Linked DNA regions of Homo sapiens: region 2 is linked to region 1. A link is an interaction called in ENCODE POLR2A ChIA-PET data of the cell type or tissue named here. Cell type or tissue: HepG2. All regions are shown on one strand. Each heading gives the region's core, and the rest is flanking DNA. Links, peaks and the distances in the headings are about the cores only.

Region 1 (4,000 bases), core at 1-4,000:
AGGCTGGTCTCGAAATCCTGAGCTCAATCTCCCTGCCTCGGCCTCCCAAAGTGGTGGGATTACAGGCGTGAGGGACTGCGCCTGGCCTGGTTGGCTTTCTTTCCCATTCAATTTTGAACCTTATCTGAGTCTCTTGTAAGTTAATTAGTTTCCCTCTTTGGCATGTGGCATGGAAGGGATAAGAAGTATAGAATTTGTTTTGAGGTTAACAGGCTCAGACAACACCAAGGGAAACAACTGCAAAATAGCAGTAGATTTGACTAGTTTCATCCCAGATTCTAACTTTCATTCTCTAACATTTTATTTTAAAAACTAGGTCAGAAAAAGAGTGCACGCCAGTATCACGTACAGTTCTTTGGTGACGCCCCAGAAAGAGCTTGGATATTTGAGAAGAGCCTCGTAGCTTTTGAAGGAGAAGGACAGTTTGAAAAATTATGCCAGGAAAGTGCCAAGCAGGCACCCACGAAAGCTGAGAAAATTAAGGTGATAGATGACCCTTCAGTCTACTTTTAGACCAGAAATTTAATTTTTATTCTTTAAGTTAACTTATTTTTGTTTTGAACTTATACTTGCTCGAAATATTGTAATGGCTTAACAATCTCTTTCATTGTTGACTTTTGCCCAAGGATGCCATGTTACAATATGATAAAGTTCTTTTAGAGACACAACTGATTTTTTTTTGCTCATTTGATGACTCTCAGAGATAACTTGTTTTAGAATTTATATATACACATATATGTACGTATATATGTGTATACACACACACAGACAGAGGGATTAATGTAATGTGATAGGAATTGATTTCTGGTTTAAAGAAACAATAAAGGTATTATGTTGGGCTGAATTCTAAAATTGGTTTTTAAAAGTTTTTATTTCTATTATTTTTTAAAATTTTTTTGAGATGGAGTTTCACTCTTGTCGCCCAGGCTGGAGTGTAATGGCATGATCTTGGCTCATTGCATCCTCTGCCCCTCCGGGTTCAAGCGATTCTCCTGCCTCAGCCTCCCAAGTAGCTGGAATTACAGGTGCCTGCCACCACGCCTGGCTAATTTTTGTATTTTTAGTGGAGACAGGGTTTCACCAGGTTGGCCAGACTGGTCTTGGACTCCTGACCTCAGGTGATGTGTCTGCCTCAGCCTCCACAGGTGCTGGGATTACAGGTGGGAACCACCACGCTGGCCAAGTTTTTTATTTCTAAAATTATGTGAAAATGTAAAAGTATTCTTTTTTTTTTTTTTTTTTTTGAGACAGGGTCTTGCTCTGTCACCCCAGGCTAGAGTGCAGTGGCGTGGTCTCGGGTTACTGCATCCGCTGCCTCCCAGTTCAAGTGATTCTCATGTCTCAGCCTCCCTAGTAGCTGGGACCACAGGCATGCACTACCATGCCTGGCTTATCTTTTGTATTTTAGTAGAGATGGGGTTTTGCCATGTTGACCAGGCTGGTCTTAAACTCCTGGCCTCAAGTGATCCATCTGCCTTGACACCCATAAGTGCTGGAATTATAGGCATGAATCATGTGCCTAGGAAAAGTAGTTAACTTTTATGTTTGTGTAGTGAAACTTACAGTGTCTCTTTTTTTTTTCCCAGCTATTGAAACCAATTTCAGGGAAATTGAGGGCCCAGTGGGAAATGGGCATTGTTCAAGCAGAAGAAGCTGCAAGCATGTCAGTGGAGGAGCGGAAAGCCAAGTTCACCTTTCTCTATGTGGGGGACCAGCTTCATCTCAACCCTCAAGTAGCCAAGGAGGCTGGCATTGCTGCAGAGTCTTTGGGAGAAATGGCAGAATCCTCAGGAGTCAGTGAAGAAGCTGCTGAAAACCCCAAGTCTGTGAGAGAAGAGTGCATTCCCATGAAGAGAAGGCGGAGGGCCAAACTGTGTAGCTCTGCAGAGACCCTGGAGAGTCACCCCGACATAGGGAAGAGTACTCCTCAAAAGACGGCAGAGGCTGACCCCAGAAGAGGAGTAGGGTCTCCTCCTGGGAGGAAGAAGACCACAGTCTCCATGCCACGAAGCAGGAAGGGAGATGCAGCATCCCAGTTTTTGGTCTTCTGTCAAAAACACAGGGATGAGGTCAGTACTAAGTTGTGTTTCATGCTAGCAAGTTTCAGAATTTGAGGAACATCCCTTCAGTGCAGAATCATCTGTTTCTCAGCATTATCAGGAGACTCTAACATGAGCCTTGCATAGATTTTAGATCTAATAAATAAGTATTAGGGAACAGCCATTCTGACCCTTGAGGGAAAAGATACTCGACTTGCACTCTGGGGTCTTAAAATATCCTTCCTAATGTGGATAAGAAGATACCGAGAACAGGCCAGGCACAGTGGCTCATGCCTGTAATTTCAGTACTTTGGGAGGCCAAGGCGGGAGGATTGCTTCAGCTCAGGAGTTTGAGACCAGCCTGGGCAACATGGTGAAACCCCATCTCTACAAAAATTAGCCGGGTGTGGTGGCACATGCCTGTAGTCCCAGCTGCTTGGGAGACTGAGACAGGAGGATCCCTTGAGTCCTGGAGGCAGGAGGATCCCTTGAGTCCTGAAGGTGGGGTTTGCAGTGAGTCGTGATGGCATCACTGCACCGTAGCCTGGGTGACAGCAGAGCGAGACTGTGTCTCAAAAAAAAAAAAAAAAAAAAACTAGCACAGAGGGAAGTGGGTCTCAACAGGCTGCGCTTTGCTTGAAGCGTGTGGTCATGTCCTTAACGTGTGACTCCAGGTTAGCACTTTCTCCAGCAGTCTGTTCTGAAGCTTCCAGTGCAGGATATGCTCATCTGTAAAGCTCATTGTGTCCACTGGCACTGAGGGTGTTGATTTATTTCCCTGACATTTAAAAGGGTAGCAATGTGATTAAGACATTTATATAATTTTCTTAATTGTTTGCATAAAATGCACAGTCTGTTAGTACATAATAAAGGCTGTAAAGAACTGAAGGAGTTGGGTTCCCCACTTCCCACTTTTGGTTATGTTACTTGGAGTGGATCATATTCTCATGCTTAAAAGGCTTTTTTTAAGTGTTCATTTTAATTTTACTTCCATAGGAATTTTCCATTCAGTAGTCTAAATCTATGTGGTGATTAAAGGTATCAAAAACAATAGTGTTGGCCAGGCACAGTGGCTCACACCTGTAATCCCAACACTTTGGGAAGCTGAGGCGGGTGGATCATGAGGTCAGGAATTTGAGACTATCCTGGCCAACATGATGAAACCCCGTCTCTACTAAAAATACAAAAAAAAATTAGCTGGGCATGGTGACGCGTGCTTGTAATCCCAGCTTCTCAGGAGGCTGAGGCAGGAAAATTGCTTGAACCAGGGAGTCGGAGGTTGCAGTGAGCCAAGATTACACCACTGCACTCCAGCCTGGCGACAGAATGAGACGCCGTCTCAAAAAAAAAGGAAAAAAAGTCTGTCTTCAAAAAATTTTCCATGAATCTTTAACCAGCATGTATTTTGTGGCAGGCAGTGTGGCACAATAAGGAGCCATGAGTAGTTCAGGCAGAGATGCATAAATGGGTGACTGTGAGTATTCTAATAAATCTACTGGACATGATTTTTTTGTCCCTATATGGGATCTGGAAATTCTGCCAGAGAAAGGCATTTGAGTGATGCCTTCAAGAGTGGCTGGGCGTGGTGGCTCCCGCCTGTAATCTCAGCACATTGGGAGGCTAAGGTGGGCAGATCACCTGAGGTTAGGAGTTTGAGGCTAGTCTGGCCTACATGGTGAAACCTTGTCTCTACTAAAAATACAAGAATTAGCTGGGCATGGTGGTGTGCGCTTGTAATCCCAGCTACTCAGGAGGCTGAGGCAGGAGAATCACTTGAACCGGGAGGCCACAGTGAGCTGAAATCATGCCGCTGCACTCCAGCCTGGGTAATCCTTAGGGCTTTTCTCAGGAATGCAAGGGTGATTTGATGTTAGAAAGCTATTATTGTGACTTACTGTGTAATGCTCATCTCCATAGAGGGAGAAAAGGCATTTGATAAAATTCATTGCTTTTTTTAATTA
Region 2 (11,424 bases), core at 3,975-7,974, 55 kb before region 1:
ATCTCTGTTCCCTGGAGCGCATGGGGTGTGAAACGCCTGATGCCAGCCAGCTCCCCAGTCTTGAGAGGCTGGTTGAATGGCACATCTCCCTAGGAGGCTCCCTCCCCAGGGTCCCCTCTGCCCCTGCTGTCCATGCAGTCGGTCCTCACCCGTCAGGAAAACGTAGCCTGCTTGCCTGGGTGGTTTTCCCCATCAGGAACTGCCAGGTACTGGGCCTGGATGGGCTTGAATTCCCCATCTCAGTGGGAGAAGGGGGCATTGTTTAGTGCAGGGCACTTTGAAGCCGTCTGTAAGTCCCTGTGTCCACACCGGTCAGTGGGCACTGCAGACATCAAATGCAGACAGAGTTTAAGCACAACTAGGCCTGAACCTAGGCCTGTGCTGCCAACAGACATGAAGGGGCCCCTTTTCCACCCATCCCCCAGGAGGCAAGAGGGGGATACAGAAGGATAGTCCTTGCCTCCCCACCCAGGGTTGGACCTGAGCTGGAGTGGACAGTTGGTCAGGGTCAGAAAGAACTGGACTTTTTATGGCCCAGCTGTAGGACTTTTTATGGCTCAGCTGTAGGACTTTTTATGGCCCAGCTGTAGGACTGTATGTCCTAGTCCTGGTCTGGACATTGGTTCTGAGCACCAGATGACCCTGCCCGATGCTGGCTAGGGAGGGTGACCCCGGAGAGGGTGCAAGAAACAGTGCTCCTCTCGTTAATGCTGTGGGGTCCCAGGTGTCCCGGCAAGGCCAGGCAGGAGGTGGTGACTGCCCCATCTGTGCTAGTGCCTGTTTACAGGACTTTGAATGACACTGAAAGAGGAGGGAAGCCCTCCCCGCAGTCTCCACCCTGCCCAAAGTGCTGGGTGTGAGGAAATGTGGAACATACCCTCGCCTGCAGTTGGGATGACCCACCATCCCTGGACCAGAACAAGGAAAGCCTGGCAGCGGAGAGCCAACAGCAGGACTGACACAGGCAGGTGCTGTCTGCGATGCTCGTGCAGCCCAGGCAGGGTGGGATCTTAGATAAATTTTCAACAATTAAAATAGCTGTGATCAGGCGCAGTAACTCACACCTGTAATCCCAGCACTTTGGGAGGCCGAGGCGGGCTGATCACGGGGTCAGGAGATCGAGACCAGCTTGGCCAACATGGTGAAACCCTGTCTACTAAAAATACAAAAATTAGCTGGGCATTATGGTGCATGCCTGTAATCCCAGCTACTCGGGAGGCTGAGGCAGGAGAACTGCTTGAACCAGGGAGTCAGAGGTTACAGTGAGCCAAGATTGTGCCACTGCACTTCAGCCTGGTGACAGAGCGAGACTGTCGCAAAAAAAAAAAAAAAAAATAGGTCAAAAGAAATAAGTAGAAATCTGGCATCCAGCCAGCTGACTGTGCACCCTTAAGGCTGGAATGAGGCCTTCCAGTCCCACATCTCCATATGCAGCAGAACAAGGGCACAGAACCATGGCGCAGTGGTTTAATAGCAAGCACTGTTTTTAGCCTTTTTCTCTTCTTTTTTTTTTTTTGGTTGGGGAAACTTCCTTTTCCTTCTCCCTATGTTCCTCACAAATCACATATAACCTTCCATAGTCACTCGGTGTATATACAAGTGACAGTAGAGAAACAGGGCAGGAAGCCCAGGCAGCACACGGGCCCCAGTTAGGGAGGTTAGGGATCCCGTTAGGGAGGGCGGTTAGGGATCTAGTTAGGGAGGGGGCTAGGGACTAGTCAGGCAGCTTAGGGACCTAGTTGGGGTTGGGACCTAGTTGGGGGGTTTAGGGATCTAGTTAGGGAAGGGGGGCTAGGGATCTAGTTAGGGAGGAAGTTAGGGATCTAGTTAGGGAGCTTAGGGAACCAGTTAGCGAACTAGAGGAAGACTTAGAAGGGTTGTGTGCTGCACTTGACCCATGCTCTGGTGAAAAGCAGCCAGAGTTGCATTTGCCCAGATTGGGGATTTGCTGGGAAGTATGATGAAGGAAGAGAGACAAGGATGTTTGCAAGAGACTATGAGGCTTGTCCCAGGAATTGAAACTGGGGAGAAGGAAAGGGAAGAACAGGAGGGGGCAGTGGGAGACAGCAGAAGATAGCAGGATCACTGGCCTGTGGGCTGAGAGGGGTTTGGAGCCAGGTACCAGAACAAGTAAGCTGACGAAAGTGGGATGCTCCACACAGGGTGCTTGCACTTACTGGTGATGGCAGGGGCTAGGGTGACAGCCCAGGAGAAAAACCTTGGATACCAGGTCACCTTGCAGCTGGGAGAAGCTTTAGCCAGGTACATGCAGCAGGAGAAGTGGAGGTCAGCCTCCAGCCTCCAGCCTCCTCTCACCCCACTGAGGAACCACCTGCAGATAAAAGTGGTGGTTTTGGGCCAAGCACAGTGGCTCGCACCTGTAATCCCAGCATTTTGGAAGGCTGAGGTGGGCAGATCACGAGGTCAGGAGATCGAGACCATCCCGGCCAACATGGTGAAACCCCGTCTCTACTAAAAATACAAAAATTAGCTGGGCGTGGTGGCACATGCCGGTAATCCCAGCTGCTTGACAGGCTGAGGCAGGAGAATCACTTGAACCCTGGAGATGGACGTTGCAGTGAGCCGAGATCACGCCACTACACTCCAGTGTACACTACACTACATTGCATTTTTTGAGACATAGCTAGACTACGTCTCAAAAAAAAAAAAAAAAAAGTGGTGGCTTTGGGCTGGGACATGGGAGGGCTATGCATTTGGATTTTTTTTTTAATTGAAATAGGGCCTCACTCTGTTGCCCAGTCTGGGGTGCAGTGGTATGATCACGGCTCACTACAGCCTTGACCTCTGGGCTCAAGCGATCTTCCTGCCTCAGCCTCCTTGAGTAGCTGGGACCACAAGCATGTGCCACCATGCCTGGCTAATTATTTAATTTTTTGTAGAGACAGGGTCTCACTATGTTGCCCAGGGTGTTCTTGAATTCCTGGCCTCAAGTGAGCCTCCTGCCTCAGCTTCCCAAAGTGCTGGGATTATAGGCAAGAGCCACCATGCTTGACCTAAATTTGTTATTTGTTGTTGTTGTTTTATTTAATTTTTAAAAAATTTTTTTATTTGAATCAATGGAACCCACTATATATATGTGTATGTGTGTATATATATGTGTGTGTATATATATATGTATATATATGTATATGTATATATATGTGTGTATATATATATATATATATATATATATATATTTTTTTTTTAGACAGGGTCTCGCTCTGTTGCCCAGGCTGAAGTGCAGTGGTGCAAAATCATAGCTCACTGCAGCCTCCACCTCCCGGGCTCAAGGGATCCTCCCACCTTAGCCTCTAGAGTACCTAGGACTATAAGCACACGCCACCATGCCTGGCTAATTTATGTATTTTTTTGTAGAGATGGGGTCTCGCCACATTGTCCAGGCTGGTCTTGAACTCTTGGGCTCAAGCAATCCACCTACCTCGGCCTCCCAAAATGCTGGGATTACAGGCTCCCTGCTCCCTTTTGGATTTCCACTCTGGGAACAGCCAGCTGCCAGGTCATGAGGACACTCAGATAGCCTGTAGAGACCCACATGGGGAAGAACTGAGGGTAGTCCATTATGCAGCAATAGATAACTAAGACAGGATGTGCCTAGAGAATTTGCTCTAGGACACAGTCCCAGTTCCCAGGGCATGGGTCCTGGTGTCTCAGCTGCATACCAAGCCTGTGGGCTGAGAGGGGTTTGGAGCCAGGTACCAAAGCATTCATGAGGGACATTGATGAGGTTAGAATGAGGTCTCTCCATGCAGGCTGGGCCAGAATTCCTATGGCAGTTGCTTCCTGTTAAGTCCAGGTGGCCTCATCCTGAGCAGGTGCAGCCCACTCCTCAGCCAAGGACAGTGGGACATCTCAGGCTTCCCTGCAAACACTTTCCTCTCCAGGGCCTTCCCCACAGATTCCAGCTGTGCTACTGTCCCCAGTTCAGTGGGGTGCTGCACACTGGTGCTCTGGCTGGGCTCCACCTTCTGCACATATATTTTCTTTTATTTTCTTTTCTTTTTTAATTTTATTGTACTTTAAGTTCCAGGATGCATGTGCAGAATGTGCAAGTTTGTTACGTAGGTAAACGTGCGCCACGGTGGTTTGCTGCACCTAGATTTGCTTTTTGTTTTTTATTTTTTGAGACAGAGTCTCTGTCACCCAGGCTGGAGTGTAGTGGCGTGATCATAGCTCACTGCAGCCTTGAACTCCCAGGCTCAAGCAATCCTCCTGCCTCGGCCTCTGGAGTAGCTAGGACTACAGGCATACGCCACCATGCTCAGCTAATTTTTAAATTTTTGTAGAGATGAGGTCTCCTTATGTTGCCCAGGTTGGTCTCCAACTCGGGTTCAAGCCATCCACCTGCCTGGGCCTCCCAGAGTGCTGGGATTACAGGCAGGAGCTACTGTGCCCAGCCAGATTTGCTTTTTAGATCCTTCTACATTTGTGGGGAAACTGGTGAACTCTGAATTGACCCTGGTGATCAGTTAATAGTAAGGGACCAGTGTTGGTTTCCACCAAGCTACCCTGGAAATGTAAGATGTTACCATTAGGGGAAACCAGGTTGGGGGACTCCCTATGATCTTCGCAGCTTTTCAGTAAATCTAAAATTATTGCAGTAAAAAACAGTAAAACATCTGGCTGGCTGGCAGAAGGGGAGGCAGCCTCTGTCCTGCGTGGCTGTCCCAGACTGGCTGGGGTGGCACTCTGGCTGTCCCTGGTCAGTCCCTAACTCAGGCTGCCAAAGACGGTCGCCAGTCTAGGGAAGAAGCGGCCCAACGCGCTCCCCAAAGACGTCGCTGCAGGCACAGGGTTTAGGAAGAACTTTTATTTTCTTCCTTCTGCTGCTGTGGGTTTTAATTTCCTGCCATTTTCATAATTAAAAAAAGAAGTGCTATTTTAGCACGAAACAATGTTTCTTTAGCCAAAGCCAGAGTGAGTGGGCAGCAATGGCCGCGCGCCCTGCTCTGGGTGGTCCCGACCCCGGGGAAGTCCCTGTGCAGAACGGGGGCTGCGGGGGCGGCAGGAGGAAGTGGGGGGCGCGGCACCCAGGCCTCGCTGTCTTCCCTTTCCCTTCGAGGGACCTCGCGCTGCAAAATCCGAAGAGCCCGGCTGGGGCGGGGTCGCGGGGTGCGCGGGAACCGGGGCCTGGGACGGGGCGGGGCCTAGCCAGGGCCTCCACGGAAGCGAGGCCAGGACTGGGGAGTGGGGGGTGGGGGGGTCGTGGCTGAGTGGGTGCCCTGAGGGCGGTCAAGGACCCCGCGGGCCTCTTCTCCTGCCTGGACACTGCGCTTGCCTGGCTATCACCAGTCCCAGCCCTGCCGCCCTGGGGAGAGGGAGAAGGCGTGCAGGTGAGCGCTACGGGCTGGGGCTGGCTCTGACCTGACACCAGGTCCCAACTGTAGTTGCTAAGGTCCTGCAACTAGTTAGAGAGGTGTTGTAGAGCCAGGTGCTCATGGTTGTAATCCCAGTGCTTTGGGAGGTGGAGGCAGGACGATTGCTAGAGCTTAGGAGTTTGAGATCAGTCTAGGCAACATAGCTAGACCCCCCCACCAAAAAAAAAAAAAAAAAACGAAATCGGTCGTGGTCTTATGGGCCTGTAGTCCCAGGTACTCAGGAAGCAGAGGCGGGAGGATCGCTTGAGCCTCGGAGGTCAAGGCTGCAGTGAGTCGTGATCGTGCCATTGCACTCCAGCGTGGGCGACAGAGCTGAGACCTTGTCTCAAAAGAGAGATTTTCGGGCCCTAACCTGGCATCTCTAAGTGCGAGCTCACTTGGAAATAGAGTCTTTGCCGATGTAACCAAGGTAAGATAAGGTTATTAGGAAGGGCCCTACTCCAATAGATCTGTGCTCCTCCTAAGAGAAAAGAGACTCAGGCGATGTGCAAGGCAGAGGCCACGTGACCACGGAGCCAGGGATCAGAGGTTGCCACCAAAGGTCTGAGGCAAGCACCGGAAGCTGAGGAGATACCAGGGAGGACCCTCCCCAAAGCCTCCCACCCTGCTGGCACCTTGTTTTCAGGCTCCTAGGCTCCAGAACGATGAGGGTAACTTTCTGGCATTTTGTGGTCCTAAGAAACTGGTAGGAGCGGGAACCTGGCCTGGGAGCCCCCCAGTCCAGTCCAGAGGTAGTGTTCATGGGGCTATGGGGGAGGAAGGAGGGCTCTAGAGGAAGTTGTCCCTCAGCTGAGAGCTCGCACAGCGAGAGGGGTAAAGTTCAGATTGGTGCTTGCCAAAGGTGGGTGTCTGACTGTCCAAGGGGTGACACCAGTGCGGGTCACCTCTGAGGCCTGGGGCTCTGCTTGCTTGGGTGGCCTCTCCAGGAAGCATCTTTGTGGGGAGATGGATTTCCAGTTGCCCCCACGACTGAAGCCTGGTCCTGATATGTGGTTTATTCTTGGAGGTGACCACTGGGACTCAGCCAGGACACAGGGAGGGAAGTGGGGCTCCTCAGCTGGATTTCAGCCCCCATGTCCATCACCCCTACCCGATGGGGACCCCAACTCAGTGGAAGCTCTGCTCACATGGCCCTAAGAGGCCTTGCAGTGCTGCCCTTGGGCTTCCAGTGGCTGCAGCTGTCACTCCCATGGGCCATCCCAGGGAACCAATGTGGCCTTTGGGCTGAGTGGGAGCTGGGACAGAGCCAGAACTTGGGAAAGGTGAGGTTCCAACCCGGAGACCAGAGTGGTTAGGCTGGGAAAGGGTTGTTGGGAGGGCCTCAGGGGAGGCCCTTCTGGCCCTAGCTGCGGCTCTGCTTCAGCTCTGGACCTGCTGGGCCCTGAGTTGAGGGGATGGGGCCTCCTTCCCTCCCCTCCTTGGAGGCAGGAGCCACCTGGGGCCTGGGAGGCGGGGCAGCTTGAGGCTGCTGGTTTCCACTTGGAAGCCCTCTTTATCTGGCCTGGGACGGAGAAAGGCTGGGGTCAGAGTGCACACATCTCCATGGAAACGGCAATGAGCCTGGCCCCTGGGGGACCCCAGCCCTGTGGGGGTTGGGGAGGCCAAGCCAGGGCTCAGGGGCTCCTTTGGCAGCAGCCTTTATAGGGAGGTCAGGGCCAGGAGGTACCAGACATGCAGCCATGAAGAGCCACATGGAAGGGAGAGAGGACTCTCCCTCCTAGGGCTGTAGGCCCTGAGTAGGCGGTGACTATACGGCTGACAGCCAGATACAGAGCTTTTCGTTAGAGAAAAGAGGAGAGTCATAAAGAGATTAAAGAGCCAGGCTCTGCCTGGCTGCTACTGTCCCTGACCACCTGCTCAGGGTCACTCTGGTCCCACCCAGGACCCAGGCCCCGCTCCGATGGCCTGTACCAACCTGCCTGAGGCCTGCCCTCCAAGGACGACTTCTCTCAGCCTTCAGGGATGGGGAAGCAGCCCTGGCTGTCAGAACGTCCCAGCAGTCTCTGTGCCCAAAGCATTACCCTGCGGGACTGAAGCATCAACAGCCCACCCTGGAGCCTCTCAGATGAGCCCGGACGACACACCTGCAAATGGCGAGCACCTCAGACGAGGGCCTCCTTTCCGCAGGAACCCACCAGAGGTGTCTGGTGCGGACCTGTTCCTTCTTGCTCTTTTTTTTTTTTTCTTGAGACAGAGTTTCTCACTCTTGTTGCCCAGGCTGGAGTGCAATGGCACAGTCTCAGCTCACTGTACCTCTGCCTCCCAGGTTTAAGCGATTCTCATGCCTCAGCCTCCCAAGTAGCTGGGACTACAAGCATATGCCACCACACCCAGCTAATTTTTGTATTTTTAGTAGAGATGGGGTTTCACTATATTGGCCAGGCTGGTCTCAAACTCCTGACCTCAGGTGATCCACCCGCCTCGGCCTCCCAAAGTGCTGGGACTAGAGGCATGAGCCACCACCCCGGCCCCTTCTTGCTCTTGAGAGCAACAACACACATCGCCTTTGGGGAGAGGCCCCTGGTGTGTGTGTGTGGGGGGATTGGGGTGCAGAGCTGGCCAGACTCAACTGCAAGGGGCTCAGGACCACCCGAGAGAGCTTGTCTGGGCTCAGGGAGGCTTGCGCTGGGCAGGAAAAGACCAGCCAGCCCCAGATAACTTTCTTCCAGGAAATCCAAACACACACTTGCATGTGTTGAATACATTTACATGTTGATTGTACTATTCAAAATGCAGATTTTTGGGGAAAAGTAGCCCTAATTCCAAATCTGTAGAATGAAATGAGATGTGGTGGTATTCCTCTTACGCTGCGGGGATTTAAATGGTGTTGGGGAGGTAGACAGTTTCCAGGCCTGTGCCCTAGAGGGATCCAGGGCCTGGAGAGGCACCTGTCCTCCTCCCCACAGCCAGAGGGTTTTGGCCACTACCCAAATAAGACACCTTCTAGGGGCTTCTGGTGGCCTCAGGTGAGTTCTGGCAGTGACTGCTGTGGGGCATCTCTTGGCCGCTGCCCAAGCCTACACTATGCACAGGACCCAGCAGGGCCTCACCACGTAGGGTTTGGAGGAGGAATAAATAATTTGATAATCCCTTCCAGTGGGGACCCTGGGGAGGGCTTCCTTGGGCCCCAGTGTACTCCGGGCCAGTCCCTTCTCTAGTGGGAAGCAGAGGTAGCCTGTGGCTGATCACCGAGGGGTCTGTTCCAGCAGGCTTTGTTCTGTCCTGCCCTTGAGGCTCTTCCTGGACCTAAAACCTCAGGCTCCCTACTCTCATCCTGCTTTTGATGGACCCTGCCTGGCCTTAGGGACCTTTTTCTCATCCCTTTAGACCAGGAGGAGTACTGGACTTTGAGCACTCCTGAGTGGCTGGAGAGACCTGGAGGATTTAGGAGTAGGCTGGGCCATGGAGCCTTGCGTCACAGCACCTGGTCTCAACAGCAGGGCACAGCTGGGTGCCTGTTTCTATCTGCAGGTGACCTGGCTGCAAAAGTCTGGAGGCTGCACCAGCAGATGTCTTGTTCCGCAGCCTGAGGTGTCTGAGTCCCAGGAACCAGGGCTGTGGGTACACAGCCTTGTCCAGAGAGCTCACGTCTCAGCTCCCACCACCCCTTCTAATACCCACAGCAGCACCTGGAGTTGGGGCCTGGGCAGGAATCCAGTCTACCAGAAAAGAAATGAGCGCAGGCTGAGCGCCATGTGCGAGGCTCCCAGGCTGGCTTCTGCCACGTGCTTCCCATTGTACAGACAGCCTCCAAGGGGTGGAGGGGCTTGCCTGGCTCCCACAGCTCCAGCGCCAAAGGCTGTGCCTCTGCTGTGGGGACAGTACCCAGGATCCTGGGAAGGAAAAAAGCCACTGCTCACCTCCCTCTGCCCCTCATACCTGTCCCAGCCCCGAGTCTTCGTAAATGTCTCTGTCTCCACTGCCTGAGTTCAAGCCTGCTGTCCTTGCCACCTCTACCCCTCACCCCCATGTCCCCGACTCTAATCCAGCCCCTTCAGCTGCCATAGGTCAGCTTCTCCAGAAGCCTTATTAGGGACAGTATCAGTCTGCTCGGGTTACTGTAGCAAATACCACAGACTGGGTAGCTTAAACATTTGGGAGGCCAGATACGTGAGATCAAAGCATTTCCAAAGTTGGTTCCTTCTTAGGTTGCCAGGGAGAATGGGTCCCATCCTCTCACCAGCAGTCGTTGGCATTCGGAAGCATTGCCCTGACCTCTGCTTTCCTCTTCACATGGCCTCTCCTTGGTGTGCCTGTCTCCAAATTTTCCCTTTTTATAAGGATACAGTCATATTGGATTAGGGCCCACCCTAATGACCACATTTTAACTTGATTACTTCTGGAAAGACCCTCATCCCCAAATGAGACCACATTCTGAGGTACTGGGAGTTAAGACTTCAATGTATCTTTTTTCTTAACTAATAAAGTTTAATTTTTATATATTTATTTTTTCAGACAGAGTCTCGCTCTGTTGCCCAAGTTGGAGTACAGTGGCATGATCTCGGCTCACTGCAACCACCACCTCCTGGGTTCAAGCAATTCTCCTGCCTCGGCCTCCAGAGTAGCTGGGATTACAAGCACGCACCACTGTGCCCAGCCCAATTTTTGCATTTTTAGTAGAGACTGGGTTTCACCATGTTGGCCAGGCTGGTCTCGAACTCCTGACCTCAGGTGATCCGCCCGCCTTGGTCCCAAAGTGCTGGGATTAACAGGGGTGAGCCACTGCGCCCAGCCTAAAGTTTAATTTTTAGAGCAGTTTTAGGTATACAGCAAAATAGAGCAGAAAGTGCACCCAGGTCCCATATAGCCCCTTCTCACCCACACACCCAGCCTCCCCCATCATCCGCATTCCCCACTAGAGTAGTATATTTCTTGTAATCAGTGAACCCACATTGTCACGTCATGATCACTGAAAATCCGGTTTTGGGTTCACTCTTGGTGCTGTACGTTCTTGTATCCACTGTTACAGTGTCACACAGAGTATTTTCACTGTCCTAAATATCATCTGTGCTCTGCCTACTCATCCCTCCCTGCCCTAACCCCTGGCTAATCTTTTTATTGTCTCCATAGTTTTGCCTTTTCCAGAATGTCATGGAGTTGGAATCACACAAGTTTGTAGCCCTTTCAGATTGGCTTCTTAGTCAGTTTTCTGTTGCTTATAGCAGACTACCTGAAACTGGGTGATTCATAAAGAAAATGAATTTATTTACTTATTTTTGAGACAGGGTCTCACTCTGTTGCCCAGGCTGGAGTGCAGTGGCAGTGGCACAGTCATGGCTCACTCAGCCTCAACCTCCCGAGCTCAGGTGATCCTCCCACCCAGCCTCCTGAATAGCTGGGACTACAGGCATGTACCACCACACCCAGCTGATTTTGTAGTTTTTTTTTTTTTTTTTTTTTATAGAGATGGAGTTTTGTCATGTTGCCCAGGGTGGTCTCAAACTCCTGAGCTCAAGGGATCCCCCATCTCAGCTTCCCAAAGTGCTGGGATTACAGGCGTGAGTCACTGTGCCTGGCCGGAATTTATTTCTTACAGTTATGGAGATTGGGAAGTTCAAGGTCCAAGAGGTGTGTCTGATGAGAGCCTTCTTGCTGGTGTGGACTCTCTGAAGCTTCCCAGGCGTCCCATGACAAGGGGGCTGAGCATACTAACTGCTAGCCCAGGTCTCTCTACCTCTTGTTATTTTTATTTTGAGAGATGGGGTCTTGCTGTATTCAAACTCCTGGGCTCAAGCAGTCGTCCCCCCTCAGCCTGCTGAGTAGTTGAGATTACGCCCTGATAATGAGGATCTTCTTTTCACGTGCATCCTTGCCATCTGGGTATCTACTTTGGGGAGGCGTCTGTGGAGGTCTTTTGTCCACTTTACTATAGACAGGGTCACATTCTGTTGCCCAGATTGGAATGCAGTGGTGCAATCACAGCTTGCTGTAGCCTCATGTAACTCTTGGGCTCAGGAGATCCTTCTGTCTCAGCCTCCTGAGTAGCTGAGACTACAGGCATGCACCACCATGCCCAGCTGTTTTTTTA

Evidence for each region. ChIA-PET counts read pairs that join two places held together with the same protein. Peaks named below come from ENCODE experiments on the same cell type or tissue, not always from the same donor. Only the 100,000 strongest peaks of a DNase experiment are listed, where the experiment ranks them.
Region 2: POLR2A ChIA-PET joins it to region 1 with 5 read pairs; 13 of 35 experiments call an interaction of 5 or more read pairs at or near these places.

What each region holds. Positions count from the first base shown.
Region 1 is chr4:1,916,555-1,920,554 of GRCh38, forward strand. It overlaps NSD2 (nuclear receptor binding SET domain protein 2), which reads left to right. Exons shown (of 22, transcript NM_001042424.3): 4 at 317-483; 5 at 1,587-2,069. Among named protein-coding and RNA genes, the nearest start is that of NSD2, 47 kb to the left of the region's middle. In HepG2, for the core only: no CTCF peak of the experiment used is centred there; no DNase peak of the experiment used is centred there.
Region 2 is chr4:1,857,502-1,868,925 of GRCh38, forward strand. No RefSeq gene overlaps it. Among named protein-coding and RNA genes, the nearest start is that of LETM1, 7.1 kb to the left of the region's middle. RefSeq lists an enhancer at 1-536. In HepG2, for the core only: no CTCF peak of the experiment used is centred there; DNase peaks (open chromatin) are centred at 5,930, 6,215, 6,604 and 6,959; H3K4me3 peaks cover 1,722 bases.